Regions from separate parts of the Homo sapiens genome. Here region 1 is linked to region 2. Evidence: read pairs that join two places in POLR2A ChIA-PET (ENCODE). Cell type or tissue: CD4-positive, alpha-beta T cell. All regions are shown on one strand. Each heading gives the region's core, and the rest is flanking DNA. Links, peaks and the distances in the headings are about the cores only.

Region 1 (8,339 bases), core at 8-8,007, 55 kb after region 2:
ATGTAATCCCAACACTTTGGGAGGCCAAGGTGGGTAGATAACTTGAGGTCAGGAGTTCAAGACCAGTCTGGCCAAAATGGCGAGACCTTGTCTCTACAAAAAAATAAAAATGTAGCCAGCATGTTGGCATGCACTGTAGTCCCAGCTACTCAGGAGGCTGAGCCTGGGAAGTGGAGGTTGCATTGAGCCAAGATTGTGCCACTGCACTCCAGCCTGGGCAACAGAGTGAGACCCTGTCTCAAAAAAAAGAGATCCTGTGTCCTCATTGCATCTTGCCAAGAAGCACCTGATGTCAGTTTGTCCCATTATTTTTCAGGTATTTCAATATATTATTCTCTAGAATAGAGTATTCCATTGTCTGAGATAAATCTAGCTTCCCTATATCATAGTGGCTATTTTTCTTCCAGCCCAGAAGTTTTTCCTTGGTAAGATAACTTTATTTTGTGAGTTTATAGATTTGGATTATAAAAATAGATCGGAACTGTTAGACTAATTTGGCCCAGAGATTTTATGAGTCCACTTGGGAGAAATAGGAGTAATTCTCAAAACCAAAATGAGAAAATCCATGTTTAACAAAGAAAAATTAGTTTTTAGCTGAAGGAAGTCCCCTATAAAAACATTGCGTCACAGGATTCCTTTCACAGTAAGCTACCAATTTTATATGTGACTCAATTGACGTAAAACTCTGTTTTAAATGAATAGTATGTGAGGTGATGGATATGTTAATAACTTGATTTCATCATTTTGCTATGTATACATATATCAAAACATCATGTTGTACAGTGTAAATATATACAATTTTTCTTTGTCAGTAACACCTTAATGCTGGAGGGGATGGGAGAAGAAAATCTGTTTTCTATATTTCACAAGCACATCTATTGCACAATGTATACACATTGCCTCATTATGTGAGATTTATTGGCCCAGCCTAGGATTTGGCTTTTGACAACCAAAAAGGTTGCCCTTTGTGATACCAGTCTCAAAAATGTTAAGAACGTACCCCAAGCATCTCTTTAAAAAGGATTTTGGATTTATTGACCATGAATTTATCTACAATCTGTTTCTGCTTTCATTTGTATCATTTAGGGACTGATGATTTGTATGTTTTCCACTTGTATTTACATAGCATTCCTTTTTTCCTCTTTAACTCAGGGGTTACACACTCTGAATGTCTAAAATGATGAGTCAGTGAAATGGTTTGTGTGTAAGGATTCATAGTAAGAGAGTGGGTGTCCCATCTACAGGGAGCAGCCATGCTCAACTTGAGCCTGAGATGAGTGCGGCTCATTGTGGCCAAGATATTTTGATTTATGGGTGGGTGCGGTGGCTCACATGCCTGTAATCCCAGCACTTTGGGAGGCTGAGGTGGGCTGATCACCTGAGGTCAGGAGTTTGAGACCAGCCTGGCCAACATGGTGCAACCCCGTCTCTACTAAAAATACAAAAATTAGCTGGGCGTGGTGGCGCACATCTGTAATCCCAGCTACTTGGGAGGCTGAGGCAGGAGAATCACTTGAACCTGGGAGGCGGAGGTTGCAGTGAGCTGAGATCACGCCATTGCACTCCAGCCTGGGCAACAGAGCAAGACTCCATCTCAAAAAACAAACAAACAAAAAAAATTCTGACTTTTCCCTAGAATCCTCAAGTCTGAATTTTCAAACATTATGAATTCAATCAAAAATTTTAAAAGACACTGTGCAGAACAAATAGGTGCCTCGTGGCTTGCCAGTTTCTTTCTTTAATATACCTCTTTTACATTTCAAAGTGTCCTTTCTAGTTTTCTGGGATTTAGTATATGAGTTCACCGTCTTCTGATTCTCCTCCCCCAATTGCATGACAACTTTTATTATTCTTTCAGCTTTCCTCTTAACACACTACAGATTATTTGTCATTATTTTATGGTTATTATAAAGAAATAGTTCCATATACTACTTTATTTACCTTGACCCAAGGCCCACTAATGTATAATAAGTAAAACTGTAAAATCGGTCCTTTCATCTCCTGTTGTTATCAGTTGTTCTTGAGGGTGAGTGTCAATTTCATGGTTGGAGGCCAACTCTTCTTCCCTTCTCTCTGCAGCCGTCATTTCACCAAGCTGATAATGTTCGGGGAACCCGCCATCACGGGCTGGTGGAGAGGCCATCCAGGAACCGCTTCCACCCCCTCCACCGAAGGTCTGGGGACAAGCCAGGGCGACAAATATCCTTTTTTACTCTTCAAAGGGAGTGTGCATTCTGAAATGTTTGAAAAGTTTTCAGGATTTATCTTCCCTGCAATTCTCCTTTGGCCTCAGAATCTTCATTTATCTGATGAAAGGAGGCAATACAAATAAATGAGTTGGAAACTAGAAACATCTCTGCAGTCAACATTTGGAAACATCATTGTAGGTGTTTATGAAAGCATCAATAAAGTTCAGTTTAATGAAATAACAACAAAAACAACCTGTAATTCGGTCCCATTGCAGGGTGTTCTGAGCATTTTCTCCAGAAATTGGCCACGTTAGAGTTAAACCTGACTTTGAATCAGGTTAGAGAGCCTTAGTCTCTTTAGCAAAAATGGACATAGAGATATGTGATTTATTTGTACTTCTTTTGATCTGCTGACCTGCTTTTGGAACTTACAGACAAAATTTCATATTATTTTCTATTTGTGATGTTTCAAACTCAGTAAGTGATAACTAAAATAAACCTAGAATATAGGAAAATCTCATGCAGTGATGTACAGTCACACCAAACTCTGCTGTTAAGTAGAAATAAAGGAAAGGAAATGGTGAATTCACCTGACAGTTTCATTTAATCAGTCCTGTTTACAGGGCGGCAGTGGTGGGTGCAGCTGTGTGACCAGCATTGTGCCGAAGGCTTTGGGGAACAGAACTGAGCTGGATTTTTTGGGAGAGGACACAGAAGTGTGCCAGGAGGGCCCGTGCTCTCACTTCATTCTTCTCAGTACTCGGGCGCAGGGGTGGAGGAAGGAGAAGAAAGGCGGGGTGGGTCTCGCTGCGGAGAGCTGAATTCCTGGCAGTGATGGTAGAGTTGGCTTCACAAGCCTAGAAACCAGGAAGTGGGGGCAGGGCACTCATGTTTACTGAGCACCTACCCATGCCAGGCGCTGTGCTGGGTAATTTATGTGTCACTTAGTCCTCAAAAACTCACTGAGTCGTTAATTTTTTTAACCCTCATTTTCTGATGAGGAAACTGAGTGTGTGGTGAAGTAACCCAGGATTCAGACCAGGCCCCGCTGATGGCCCAGCCTGTGCTCTCCCCTCCCTATGCCACCTGCGACCATTCGCAGTGATGAGGACCTTGTACAAGGGAGCCAGGAGTTGTGGGGGCACTCTAGGGAAACCCCAACTTTTCTTGCCTTCAAGCTTCTTGCAGTTTTTAGTCTATTTGGAGGCAAGGATAATGACCCCAGGGAATGTTTTTCTCTCCCCTTTCTCCCGCCCCCAGGAACACACCACATTTGGTCCACAGAAGGACTGACTTCTGATTTTGTATATTATGTGGCTGTTATCAAGGAAAGTAAAGATGATAAATGATCTTGAGAATCTATTCTGGAATGTGTGATAACTTTGACATTGAATGAAAAAGGCAAAAGGAAATGGAGGCAATTCATCAGCAAATTTGTACATGTCAGGATGGAGTGGTACATCAAACCGTTGTCCAAATTGCCAAGAATATTCAGGCAAAAGACTTGGAGTGTTTCTTTGATTGATTTAACAATGTATTTTTTTTGGCTGGGCATGGTGGCTCACGCCTGTAATCCCAGCACTTTGGGAGGCCGAGGTGGGCAGATCACGAGGTCAGGAGATTGAGACCATCCTGGCTAACGTGGTGAAACCCCGTCTCTACTAAAATTACAAAAAATTAGCCAGGCTCGGTGGTGGGCACCTATAGTCCCAGGCTGAGGCAGGAGAATGGTGTGAACCCGGGAGGTGGAGCTTGCGGTGAACCGAGATCGCGCCACTGCACTCCAGCCTGGGCAACAGAGCGAGACTCCGTCTCAAAAAAAAAAAAAAAAAACCAATGTATATTTTTTCAGTTCTCAGTTCCCTCTTTTTCCTGTCAGTGCTCTCATTTCTATATATTAGATTAAACATTATGCTATATATACGTGTGTGTATGTATATGTGGCTATCTCAGATACTTTTGAAGTACGGTCTAAATGTATAAGCATGCATATAGTTTTACTAACCAAAATAGAGAAGGGAATTGAAGAAAAAAGAGGAGAATGTTTATTCACTTATAAAAATTATTTGTTAAGTATGTGCTAGTGGTCAGACACCGTTTTAGACATTTTAATTCACTGTAACAGTAAACAGCATGGTCCCTGACCTCAAGTTGCCCAGGGTTCAGTGGGAGAGGCTACTCAGCAAACAAGCAGCCACGGCAGGTATGGCGTCTGCAGGGAGGCAGCTCAGGGGCTGTGGGAGCACGTCGGAGGTGCAGCTTGAACTAGTCTGGGGAAACGAAGAAGGCATCCTGGGGGAACATCTGAGGCTTGAAGGATAAGAAGTAAGAGGATAAAGTGTTCATTCAGCAGATCTTTACAGAGCCCCGTCTCTGTGCCAGGCACTGTTCTAAGCACTGGGGACCCAGTGATGAATAAGGGAGGCATACTTCCTGCTTTCTTGAGTTCACAGTCCTGTGGGAGATGACAGCAAACAGGCAATAAGAAAGGAAAATGGTTTTAGATGGTAATGAGTGAGATTTAAGAGAGTAAAGCAGTTGGGAGGTATGTTCCAGGCAGAGGGAAGAGAATGTGGTGCAAAGTCCTACCCAGAAGGGGAGATGACTTCTTGTGTTCAGGGGACCCTATCTCTTATGATAGGGTATAATCTGGCACTGTATGGATCAACTTGAGAGCATAAGCAAAGCTAGTCAACTCCTAAAGGAAGGAGAAACAAAAACCAAGTTAATATGCAGAGAAATTAAAGTTATTAGACAGTATGAGTCAGATTCACTGATCATGAGCCATGTCTCTGTGGTCTCCTAAGCTCCTAAATTGGGTTCCTGGGACTGGACATCGGTTGATGCAAAGAAAGTTCTTTAGCCCAGTCTCTTTTGAGGAATCAAGGGTCCGTGAAATGGGATGATTTTATTTTGGTGTTAATCTATTCCACTTGGAGGAGGAGGGCTGTGATTCCGTCTTTGCTTTCACGACCTGCATTCTGTTGGTTGTGAAATAATCTGCTTAAAATTGTGGCCTTGAACATTTGTCTATGACTTTTTAAATGAAGTTTCTTCATTTGAAAGTATAAAACACTAGTTTGAATCTTTGTTAGAACAAAAGGAAAAAATCAGAATTATTATAGCTGTTTCTTGGCTTGGGTGTTATTTAAGACACACTGGCTTAGACAAGGGTTTTAAGGGTTCACTCCTATGATAGGGTGATCTCAAATAAAACGAACATTGTTTAACAAATACTCTGGCCTCCTCTCAGAGTGGGCAGCCACAGCACGCAGAGCTCTGCCACAGGAGATTCCTTCTGGAGTGGGCTTTGCCCTTGGCATGGGTGGCCACACAAGACCAAGGCACAGCTGCAGCTGGGCCCTGGCCTAGCCCCACACAGGCGGAGGAGAGGCACTGCCAGGGCTTGCTCCTGGCTGGGGGCCTGGGCTCGGGCACTTGGAAGAGAAGCTCTTCTGCCCTTCTGCAGATGTGCAGTCTGTAGCAGCCCTTCTTACTCTCACTCATCAAGGTTGGCAGACGTGCCGTGTCCCAAACACCATTGCTAAACTTCTGAACTATTAACATAAATTTATAGCAAATAAAATATTTTCTCAGCCTTGTGGATGACACGCTCAGAAGGAAACACGAAATGCCTTCCTTGAAAGGAAGTCAAGAGTTCACCAGCGTGAAGGGTCGTGAAGAGATGCCTAAGACCTACTAGAGTTAGGAATGATTCTCCTCTCTGGGCTGGGCCTTGCTTTGATTCTTTTCATCATAATGAGATGAAAATGTTAGGACATTGGTTTATAGGACACTGTTTCTTTGAGATGCATGGCCTATTACATTTGAGAAACACCATACTCTGTATCACCTCTTGGAGCCTGACCGTATATATCAGGGCTCTGAAAAGTCCTGCAGTTAATAAACTTCTTATCTTTAACCCAGAATTTCAAAACTTAAGTGATCACAAAATCCAACTGTTACCTAACACCCGTCTTATCTTGAAGGACAAGGAAACATTGGTCTTTAGAATTTTAAGGGGGAAATATTCTGACTTCACAATACCACATGCAACCTGTTTGCCTCTCATTTGCTGAGGGAAACAGGATGTTCTTATAAATGCAAGGACTCAAAAAGATGCCACTCATATCCTCCCTTACAGTTTCACTTTAAGATGTCTTCTAGTGGGACATAGTTAGAGGTAAAGGGACAAAAAGAAGTAGAATGACAATAAACACATGGCTGAGCAATCAGGAAGGAGCCAAATTGTGGCCAGTTTTATATATTAAATCTGACCCTGAAACTTGTCTTGGTAGGTGGGTTCTGTTAACCAGACTCCGAGCCCACTTACCCCACCAGCTACATGGAAGGTCTCAGGCCTGCCCCACAAACTGTGTCCCTGGCAGAACACAGAGTTCCAGAGCAGGAGAGAAATGACTGGCTTCCAGGCTGCCCCGACAAGGCAGTTCCTGAGCCCTGCCCAGGTACACTGACCGCACAGGGACGGGAAGCCAAGAGAAGGGAACCCTGGGCCTGCTCACCCAGCCGCAGGTCAAGCAGCACAAAGAAAGGGCCAGGGCGGGTCTTGTTTTCAGCTTCTGTGGCTCAGTAACCCCACCCACTGGTAAACTGGCCAACTGATGTCCTCTCTTATCAGAAGAAGAAGAGCTGCTCCCCTTCCTTTGGTGAAGAGTAAGAACTGTTCCCTCTAACACTCCACAGGTTGAGAGGAACAGCAGTCCCTGTGTTGATGGATTGAGGCAGTAACTCGAGGAGGAAGATTTTCCTGCACAGAACTGCAGAGGCTTGGGGAGAGAGAGAACACACTGGGATGACTCTGAGATCCTAACATGAGTGTCTTGGTGGACGGTGGCCTCACTAAATGAGATGGACTATAAGAAGAGGAACAGATTAAGGGGACAGTGATTGGTTGGATTTTTGGTAGAATTTGAGCTGTCTTGGGTACTTTTGGCAGAGAACTTGAGTAGGCAGTTGGAAGTATGCACTTGGAGTTCACAAAAGAACTGTTGGGAGCTGGAGGTGTCGATTTATGAGTTACTGGACTGTGGGTGACAGTGGGGCCGAGGGAAGGATGCGATTGGCCAAGGCGAGCATGGAGGACAGGGGCTCTCTACCAGGAAGACGGGCACTGGCCCTGAGGCTCTTAGGAAGCGCCTCCTAAAGCTCCTGTGCCCGGAGGCTCCCGCCACCCCCTCCACCTGCTCACACTCTGCCTGGTGCCCAGGGATCCTGAGAGCATCCTTTGCCTCTCAGAGCAATGCAGGCAGGTGTGGCCTGAGGCTGCGAGGCCACAGGACCCCAGGGAACATCAGGACGGAAGGCAAAGGGGCGGAAAGGAGTGCACAGAGGGATAAGAAAAGATCCATGTGAGTGTGGGGATTTTTTTTTTTAACTTTAATTTTTGTTTCCATCCATTGCAGCCACCTCTTCTTTGTTTATCTTTTTCATCATCCCTCCTCCCTGCCTTCCTTTTTTAATGTGGAAATCTTCCTTGAGCCAAAGGCTTCACTAAGCTTAACTAAGGAAGCAATGGAGGAGGCGCTGATGTGGTTGTTAAAAGCCCTGTGACCTGTGCTGCCCTTCCGCTGGCACGCTGGCACCTGGCAGGGATGCCAGAAATGTTTCTTGAGTAAATGGTAAATTCAAGTTTATAAATAAGAGTGTTTCCTTTGTCTCGAGGTTGTTACTTAGGGCATGTCAGTGTTGTGGAGTAGTTTAAAGCCACCTGAATGAAGTTTTCTGAAGTTTTCCAAAGAACAAATAAACTTCTTCTAGATTTTCCTTGCATTAAGTATAAGTGTATAACATGAGTGGTTCTCTTGGGTTTTCAAATATCCACTAAATTAGATGAGAGTGAAAATTAAGAGAGCTCAGAGGTCACATCTTTCAACTTTTGATGCCTCAACCTAATTATATTAAAAATTTCCAGGAATTTACTATATTTTCATGTTGTTAATATCAGGAAGGTTAAAATGCTAACTTACACCTCAACATTGAAATCACCAGCGTTTGATGATTACGTGACTATTACACCACTGCATTCTAATTTGTATTATCAGTACTATGAGATCAGAGATACTGAGTTTAAAGATGGCAGTGTACTGAGAAAAATGGTAAACTTCTACTTCCTGAAATTAAGCGTTTCTG
Region 2 (8,339 bases), core at 139-8,138:
ACTTTTCTCAAAAAGGAATTAATGAGGCCTGGATCTCATTTCCTGTAGGCATTAAAGAAAATTCCACTAAGATGTGTGACTGTAGGCCAAAGGTCACTAACTCAGTAAGTGAGGCAGGTAAGGAAAATGAATGGAGGGGCCAGGAATGAGATGATCATGGCAGCTGATCCTGGGCCATCGTGAAGGGATAATAGGGTACAGTGAGGACTTGGCAAACACGATCTAAGGGGGTGGCCTCTTCTCAGCTTCATCCAGCGATGCCATGCAAGAACATGGGTTCAGTGTTGTCTGATCTTTCAATCAGGAGAAGTTGGAAATCCATATTTTTATGCAGTGTCCTGATTTTTTCAATTGAAATTTAATACACTGAATGGGTCAACATCTGGTGGGTAAACAGAACACTCTAGGTGAAATGTGGCCTATGGGCTGCCAGTCTGTGACCTCGGCCTTAGGCTAATCATTCTTTGGTTCACATGTTCATCATCTGTAAACATGAAGGTGTTGAAGACAGTCTCAAAGTTCTTTTTCTAGCTCAATGAGTCTAAATTTCAAAAGAGGAAAATGTCAAAATAACTCAGAGTTTGAAGAGGTAGCTGAGATCAGCAATAATGATAATATCTTAAGTTGACCAGAGCTTTACATTTGACATACCACTCTTGTGTCTGTGTCATTTAATCCTCACTTTATCTTGTGCAGGAGGCGTCAGAGTTGTTTGCCCAACCACACGGGAGTTGCAGGTTACAAAGTCACATCATCCGATTCCAGGTCCAGTGCTTTTTGTTTTTTTAGAGTCTCGCTCTGTCGCCCAGGCTGGAGTGCAATGGCGCCATCTCGGCTCACGGCAAGCTCCGCCTCCCGGGTTCATGCCATTCTCCTGCTTCAGCCTCCTGAGTAGTTGGGACTGCAGGCGCCCACCACCATGCCTGGCTAATTTTTTTGTACTTTTAGTAGAGACAGGGTTTCACCGTCTTAGCCAGGATGGTCTCGATCTCCTGACCTCGTGATCCGCCCGCCTCGGCCTCCCAAAGTTCTGGGATTTACAGGTATGAGCCACTGCTCCTGGCCTTTTTTTTGAGACAGAGTCTCACTGTGTCACCCAGGCTGTAGTACAGTGGCATGATCTTGGCTCACTGCAACCTCTGCTTCCTGGGTTCAAGCAATTCTTCTGCTTCATCCTCCCAAGTAGCTAGGATTGCAGGCATGCACCACCACAGCTGGCTAATAGTTAGTAGAGACGGGGTTTCACCGTGTTGGCCAGGCTAGCCGTGTTCTTTTTTAACAGTCTTTGAAGGCTTCGGAAATAGGTGCTTTGGGAGGGAGAGCAGTTATGGGGGATTGTGAGACGGCCTTCAGCTCAGTTGAGGGCAGGTCCCTATCTGGATTTATAACTTAGTTTGGTTGAAGTGTCAAGGCTTTTGGGTAAGAGTTGAAGCCTTTGTGAGAACTCTCTGAAGGCAGGAACTTTAGCATACATTCATCTTAGTAAGCCAGTGCCTGGCATACTACCTGACACACAGTTAAGTTTTTGTATCAGTAAATCAATGGATAAATTGATCCTTCAAAAAAGAAATCAAAGGCTTTAAATCAAGATGGCTGAGAATTTTGTCCAGAGAATTTCAAGAATAGTCAGATGCTTCTGATAAGTACTTTTAGAATGTTAAGATTGAAAGCTGAGAGACTTTATTCCTATAACTCCACTCCTAGATGGAAAAAACACCATGTCGTCCTCCTCATGTTTGACTCTGAGATTTGGGTTTTGATTAATAGGTTATAACTGTCTCCCTGTGCAGTACATTTAAGAAATCAAATACAGCAGGTATAAGGGAAGTTAAAGCCACTGAAGGATTTCGTATGCCTTTAAAATTTCCAAACAAGTATAAGTCTTTATCTTTTGAGAATACATATTGAAATATGGAGTGATACCATGTCTGAAATTTCTGTCAGTGAGGCACTGCGGGTAGTGGAGAGGGTAAAGATGAAAGATGATTGTATATAAGTTGGTAATTTTTAAGCTAGAAGATGGATAGATGGGGTTTCATTATACTTGTCTTTATTTCACATATACTATTTGAAATCTTTCATAATAAATGTAAAAAGGAAATTATCAGAGAGCTTCATAGGTTCAACAATGCTTTTGGTAAACCAAACTTCACCTTTTTTTTTTTTTTGAGTTTGTAATTAGTATGATCATCGAGGGAAAGATGGGACAAAGGAAAAGAGCATGGCAGAAATGGGCATATGGGCTTTGAGGCTGACAGCCGTGGCTCAGCCTCCTGCTAGCCACGTGGCAAGTCACTGAACTTCCGAGTCTGGGTCTCCAGGTCTGTAACAGCAGGAGAGTACAGTCTCATTTGCATGGTTGTGGGGAGGATTAGGGATGAAGTGGGCCAAGTGTCCGAGAACAGCACCTGGCCCATCCTAGGGGCTTAGATCTGGTAGTGTTTTATTATTGTTAGAGACAGAGAGTGATGAAGGGTAAAAATCTGCCCCAGGGCTCTCGTCTATAACCCTTTCTTCTCTATATGAATTATAGTGCCAAGGGTTATGTAACCATGGAGCTAATTTATTATTTTAGAAACAGAACTCTTAAAGACCAGATCAGACCACTTTGAGATTTACAAGAACTGTAACCAGTTTATTGCTTTTTGAAAAATGAAGTAAGGAAGAACTTACAAAGAAAAGCATATTAAAATGGTGGGATGCCATTTTATACCTATTGAATTGACCTCCTTCCTTACCCCAATTAATGGTAATATCCAATATCAATGAGTTTTTTTGGTGAAACTTTTCTCATATGTATATTATAAACTCTTTGGGAAAGCATTTCGGCAGTATACGTTGAGAGCCACCAAAAGGCCCATATCCAGAGATTTAGTAATCACCCTTTGGAAGGTGTTCTAAGGAAATAATTCAGAAGAACTGTTATATACCCACTAAAAATTACTCTGTAATAGCATAGAAAAGGCTTATGATGAGCATGCTAGGTTGTACCTATCTTATGATCACAGCTATGCAGTTCTTACCATAAATGTAAACGGAGGCTGGAAAAGAGCATGAAGAAGGGAAAACAGCTAATGTGTTAGGGTTGTGGATAGTAGCTTAGTTTTTCTTTCAGAAATTCTTTTATTGTTGTTAAAGATTATGCCAGTGTATCCAAACATACACACTCAAAGACCTTGCAAGAGGACGTTACTATCATGGTATATGGGACATTTGGAACATGGGTAAGCTCTTTCCGAAAATAGAGTAATCAAAACCCAGAAAGCACCGGAAACCTTGAGGGTGTGATCACTTACGTCGAGAAGAAATTGAAACAAGACTTTCATTCTTGAACCGTTCCCCTACAAAATACTATACTTTGATGCTTCTTTAGATCTTTGCTGTTACCTCTCAGCGTTCTTAAATCACTTTGTTTCCAGGTTCAATTTCAGAAGCTTCAGCAACTGCGCCTTACACAGTACCATGGAGGATCCTTACCAAATGTGAGCCAGCTGCGGAGCAGTGCGTCAGAGTTTCAGGTACCTCCAGATATGTACTTTCTTGAAGCTGAATGGAGTGTAAAAAATAGACAAAGATTATCACTAAAAAGATGAGATCTTGAAGGATAAGCTGGGCCTAGGTACAGTTCAGTCTTCTTTTGGAAAGTCCATTAATATTCTCTCTCATAGTTTCTACAGCATACGATAGTGTTATTTCACAAATGGCTGAAGGCAGCACTGGCAAGTAGAATTATAACACAAGCATATGTAATTTAAAATGTTCTAGTAGCTACATTAAAGAAGAAGAAACACGTGGGGTTAATTTTAATATCTATATTTTTCAAAATGCAGCTTTCTCATCTATAATTTTAATATTACTTAAATAAATGTTTGGCTGGGCATGGTGGCTCACACCTGTAATCCTAGCACTTTGGGAGGCCAAGGCTGGCAGATCACCTGAGGTCAGGAGTTCGAGACCAGCCCGGTCAACATGGTGAAACCCCATCTCTACTAAAAATACAAAAATTAGCTAGGTGTGGTGGCTCACAGCTGTAGTCCCAGCTACTTGGGAAGCTGAGGCATGAGAATCGCTTGAACCCAGGAGGCGGAGGGTGCAGTGAGCAGAGATCATACCACTGCCCTCCAGCCTGGGCGACAGAGCGAGACTGTCTCAAAAAAAAATAAAAATAAAAAAATAAATATTTAATCCAATATATCCAAAATATGATCATTTTAACATGCAATCAGCATAAAAAAACTGAGAAATCTCACATACTTTTCTGTGTACTATGTCTTTGAAATCTGTTGTGTATTTTATACTCAAAGCATACTTTAATTTGGACCAGCCGCATTTCACTAGTTTCATGTGGCTGGTGGCTACCACATGGCTCAGTGCAGGTGTAAGACACAGATAAGTAGTCTGTATTGCATTTAGATTACTGCAGTGTCCTCGGGTGCTTTCATCGTTCACATCAGTGGAAAGCCTTGTTCAAACCAATGTGGAATTGGTGTTTCAGACAATGGTATATGGCACTATTGTTAAGACCTGAATTAGACCTGCTTAGATATCCCAATCTGTGAAACATTAGGAGCCTGTCATTCTAATTATGCAATTTAAGATTCGGTGTTAAAGTTGAGATATAAACTTTAAGATGAAGCATTAATTGATTGTTTGGATGCCTGACCATTTTAAAAGCACTGTCTTATTTCTTTGTGGTAGAAACTGGGTTCACTTTTTTGATGATGTCAAATAAAGCCAAATGTATTATTTAAGTTGGGGACTTCCATTTGAGAGTGCTGATAGGAACTCCAAATATAATGGTGATTAGAAAAAGTACTACATGAACATATTTGTACCCTATTGCACCGGAATCTTGTCTTCAATATAATGACAATGGACTCTTTACCATATTACTGCCTGTATTAGAGATCTACCTTCATATATCAAACTACCTTATATATTAACCCACTGGGTTATTTAGTATCCAAATAACATAGGTCTCTGCCTTATGCGGGATTTCATACTTCAGGAAATACAGCATTGTGCAAGTTTGCTGTGTCTGAGATCCCAATTTTGTGCTACTTTATTGTCAACTTTAGAGGAATATAGAATTTACTATGATGTTCCCCTCCGGTTGCATTGGGGAATGGGATAAAATGATAATCCTTGGCCTTCCCAGGATTCTTTTTTTCTTTTTTTTTTTTTGAGATGGAGTCTCACTCTGTCGCCCAGGCAGGAGTGCAGTAGTGCAATCTCAGCTCACTGCAACCTCCATCACCTGGGTTCAAGCATTCTCCTGCCTCAGCCTCCTGAGTAGCTGGGATTACAGGCGTGCACTACCACGCCCAGCTAATTTTTATATTTTTAGTAGAGATGGGGTTTCACCATGTTGGTCAATTGGTCTTGAACTCCTGACCTCAAGTAATCCACCCACCTTGGCCTCCCAAAGTGCTGGGATTACAGGCATGAGCCACCGTGCGTAGCCCCCAGGATTCTTTTCATACTGTTTTTGTTTTGTTTTGTTTTGTTTTTCTTTGCAACAGTCACAAACTTACACAATACTTGGAAGTATAGTCCACTTAATTTTTTTTTTTTTTTGAGACCGAGTCTCATTCTGTCGCCTAGGCTGGAGTGCAATAGCGCGATCTCAGCTTACTGCAACTTCCAGCTCCTGAGTTCAAGAGATTCTTCTGCCTCAGCCTCCCAAGTAGCTGGGATCATAGGCGTGCGTCACCACGCCTGGCTAATTTTTGTATTTTTAGTAGAGACAGTGTCTCACCATGTTGGCCAGGCTGGTCTCGAACTCCTGACCTCAGGTGATCCGCCCATCTCGTCCTCCCAAAGTGCTGGGATTACAGGCATGAACTACTGTGCCCTGCTGACATAACTTTTTTTTCACTTGGGAATAAGTTCCTGACCTGATGCCCCATCACCCCCTAATATTTCACTGTGTTTTTCCTACAAGCAAAGACGTTGTTCTATATAACCAAAATACAGCCATCAAGATAAGAAAATTAACAGTGATCCATTATTACAATCTGATCTTCAGACTGCATTCACCAAATGTCCCCCTGCTGTCCTCTGTAGCAAAAGGATTCAGTTCAGAATCACATGCAGTTATTGCCTGCAGTCTCCTTCAGTCTGGAACAGCTTTTCAGCCTTTTATTTTTGACATTAATTCAAGTACTCTTAACGTTTGTGATCCTGTCACATTTGAAGATTACAGGCCAGTTTTTTTGTAGATATAACCCCTCAATTGGGGTCTGCCTAATGTATCTTTGTGATTTGATTCAGACTATGCATCTTTGGCAGGAATAACGTAGAAGAAGTGAGGCTGTTATGGTATCACATTAGGGACATGATTTTGATGTGTCCTGTTAATGATGATGTTCTCTTTTATCAATTAAGGTGGTGTCCACCAGGCATGGTGGCTCACACCTGTAATCCCAGCATTTTGGGAGGCTGAGGCAGGCAGATCGCTTGAGCTCAGGAGTTTGAGCCAGCCTGGGCAACATGGAGAGACCCTGTCTCTACTGAAAAAAAAAAAAAAAGGCCAGATGTGGTGGTGCACGCCTCTGGTCCCAGCTACTTGGGAAGCCGAAGTGGGAGGATTGAGTGCTTGAGTCCAGAGAGCAGAGATTTCAGTGAGCTCACATGGGGCCACAGTACTCCAGCTTGGGTGACAGAGCCAAACCCTGTCTCAAAAAAAAAAAAAAAAAAAGGTGGCCTGTCTGTCAGGCTTCCCCATTTAAAGTAACTCTTTTCCCCTTTGTAATGAATAAATATTTTGCGAGGAGATACTTTATCCTGATCTTCATTAAACTTTCAATCTATACATTCATTTTTTATCTCTCGGTATATGGTTTTATGATTTTCTATTTTATTCAATCTATTATAATCTATTATTTTATTTATTCATTTTTGAAGCAATGAAAGCACAGATTTATTGAAATAAAAGTATGCTCTACAGAGTAAGAGTGGGCTTGAAGCGCAAGCTAATCTATTATTTTTATTTTGATCTTCACATTCTCCCCAATTAGGCTGGTGGGAGCCCTCTTCCGAACTGAGAAAAATTCTTGAAAAACTGAGGAGAGTCCCAGAGCACAGATTTTTTTTAAGTAAATGTTTTTGAGGTATTATGTAAATACAATATAATTTATACCTTTTTTAGGTATACAGCTCTTTGCCATATAATCACCACCACAATGAAGATGTAGAATAGTTCCATTACCCCAAAAGGTTCCCTTGTGTCTGTTTGTAAGTATTCTCCATCCCCCACCTCCAGCCTCTGGAAACCACCATCTGTAGTTTTGACTCTTCCAGTGTCCTATTAGTGGAATCAAATGTCCGTAGTCTTTTGAGTTTTTCTCTCACTTAGCATTTGAGATTCATCTGGGTGGTTGCGTGTGTTAGTTTCCTAGGGCTGCTGTAACAAAGTACCACAAACTTAGTGCCTTAAAACAACAGAAATTTATTTTCTCATGTTCTCATGTTCTGAGTCCAGAAGTTGGAAATCAGCATGGTGTCAGCAGCACCATGAATGCTCTGGGGAAGAATCCCTCCTTGTCTCTTCCTAGCTTCCGTGGTCTGCGGCAGTCCTTAACTTGTAGCTGCATCACTTACTCTCTGCCTCTGTCATCACACGACTTTCTTCATTGTTTGTCTGTGTCTGTGTTTAAATCTTCCTCTCCTTTTTCTTATAAAGAACTAGTCATTGGATTTAGGGCCTACCCTAATTCAATATGATCTCACCTTTGCTTGATTACATCTGCAAAGATTCTGTTTTCAAATAAAGTCATATTCACAGGTTCTGGGGCTTAGGACTTGAAGATATCTCTTTTGGTGGCCATAATTTAACCCACTACATTGCATTGATCAGTAGTTCATTTCTTTTTATTGCTGAGTAGAATTCCATTCTATGGATGTAGATAATTTATGCATTCATCAGTTAGTTGATGGGCATTTGGGTTGTTTCCACCTTTTGGCAATTATGAATAAATATTCTATAAACATTCACATACAGTTTTTATGTAAGTAGCTAGTAGTGGAATTGCTAGATCATACAGTAAGTGTATATTAACTTTAGCTTTATAAGAAATCGCCAAGCTGTTCTCCAAAGTGGCTCTACTGTTTCACATTCTTACCAGCAGTGCATGAGAGTTCCAGCGACCCTGTATCTGCTCTAGCACTTGGTATTTCAGAGTTTCAAAAAAATGGTGGTTAAAAAACAGAACATAAAATTTACCATCTTAACCATTTTTTAAAGTAGTTTATTGGTATCTTCTAAAACCATTTTTAAATGTATAGTTCAGTGGTATTACATACATTCATATTGTGCAACCAATCTCCAGAATTTTTTC

What was found. Peaks named below come from ENCODE experiments on the same cell type or tissue, not always from the same donor. Only the 100,000 strongest peaks of a DNase experiment are listed, where the experiment ranks them.
Region 1: POLR2A ChIA-PET joins it to region 2 with 13 read pairs; 12 of 35 experiments call an interaction of 5 or more read pairs at or near these places.

Annotation. Positions count from the first base shown.
Region 1 is chr15:90,591,557-90,599,895 of GRCh38, forward strand. It overlaps CRTC3 (CREB regulated transcription coactivator 3), which reads left to right. Exons shown (of 15, transcript NM_022769.5): 3 at 2,080-2,199. It overlaps LOC124903555 (a long non-coding RNA gene), which reads right to left and starts at 4,422. Exons shown (of 2, transcript XR_007064758.1): 1 at 4,335-4,422; 2 at 1,804-2,306. LOC124903554 (a long non-coding RNA gene) reads left to right here and starts at 7,471. Exons shown (of 2, transcript XR_007064756.1): 1 at 7,471-7,558. RefSeq lists enhancers at 2,508-3,008, 4,404-4,473, 6,641-6,935. In CD4-positive, alpha-beta T cell, for the core only: no CTCF peak of the experiment used is centred there; DNase peaks (open chromatin) are centred at 3,055, 6,285 and 6,755; H3K4me3 peaks cover 772 bases; H3K27ac peaks cover 6,389 bases.
Region 2 is chr15:90,536,620-90,544,958 of GRCh38, forward strand. It overlaps CRTC3 (CREB regulated transcription coactivator 3), which reads left to right. Exons shown (of 15, transcript NM_022769.5): 2 at 3,420-3,518. Among named protein-coding and RNA genes, the nearest start is that of CRTC3, 11 kb to the left of the region's middle. In CD4-positive, alpha-beta T cell, for the core only: no CTCF peak of the experiment used is centred there; a DNase peak (open chromatin) is centred at 3,352; H3K4me3 peaks cover 1,297 bases; H3K27ac peaks cover 2,909 bases.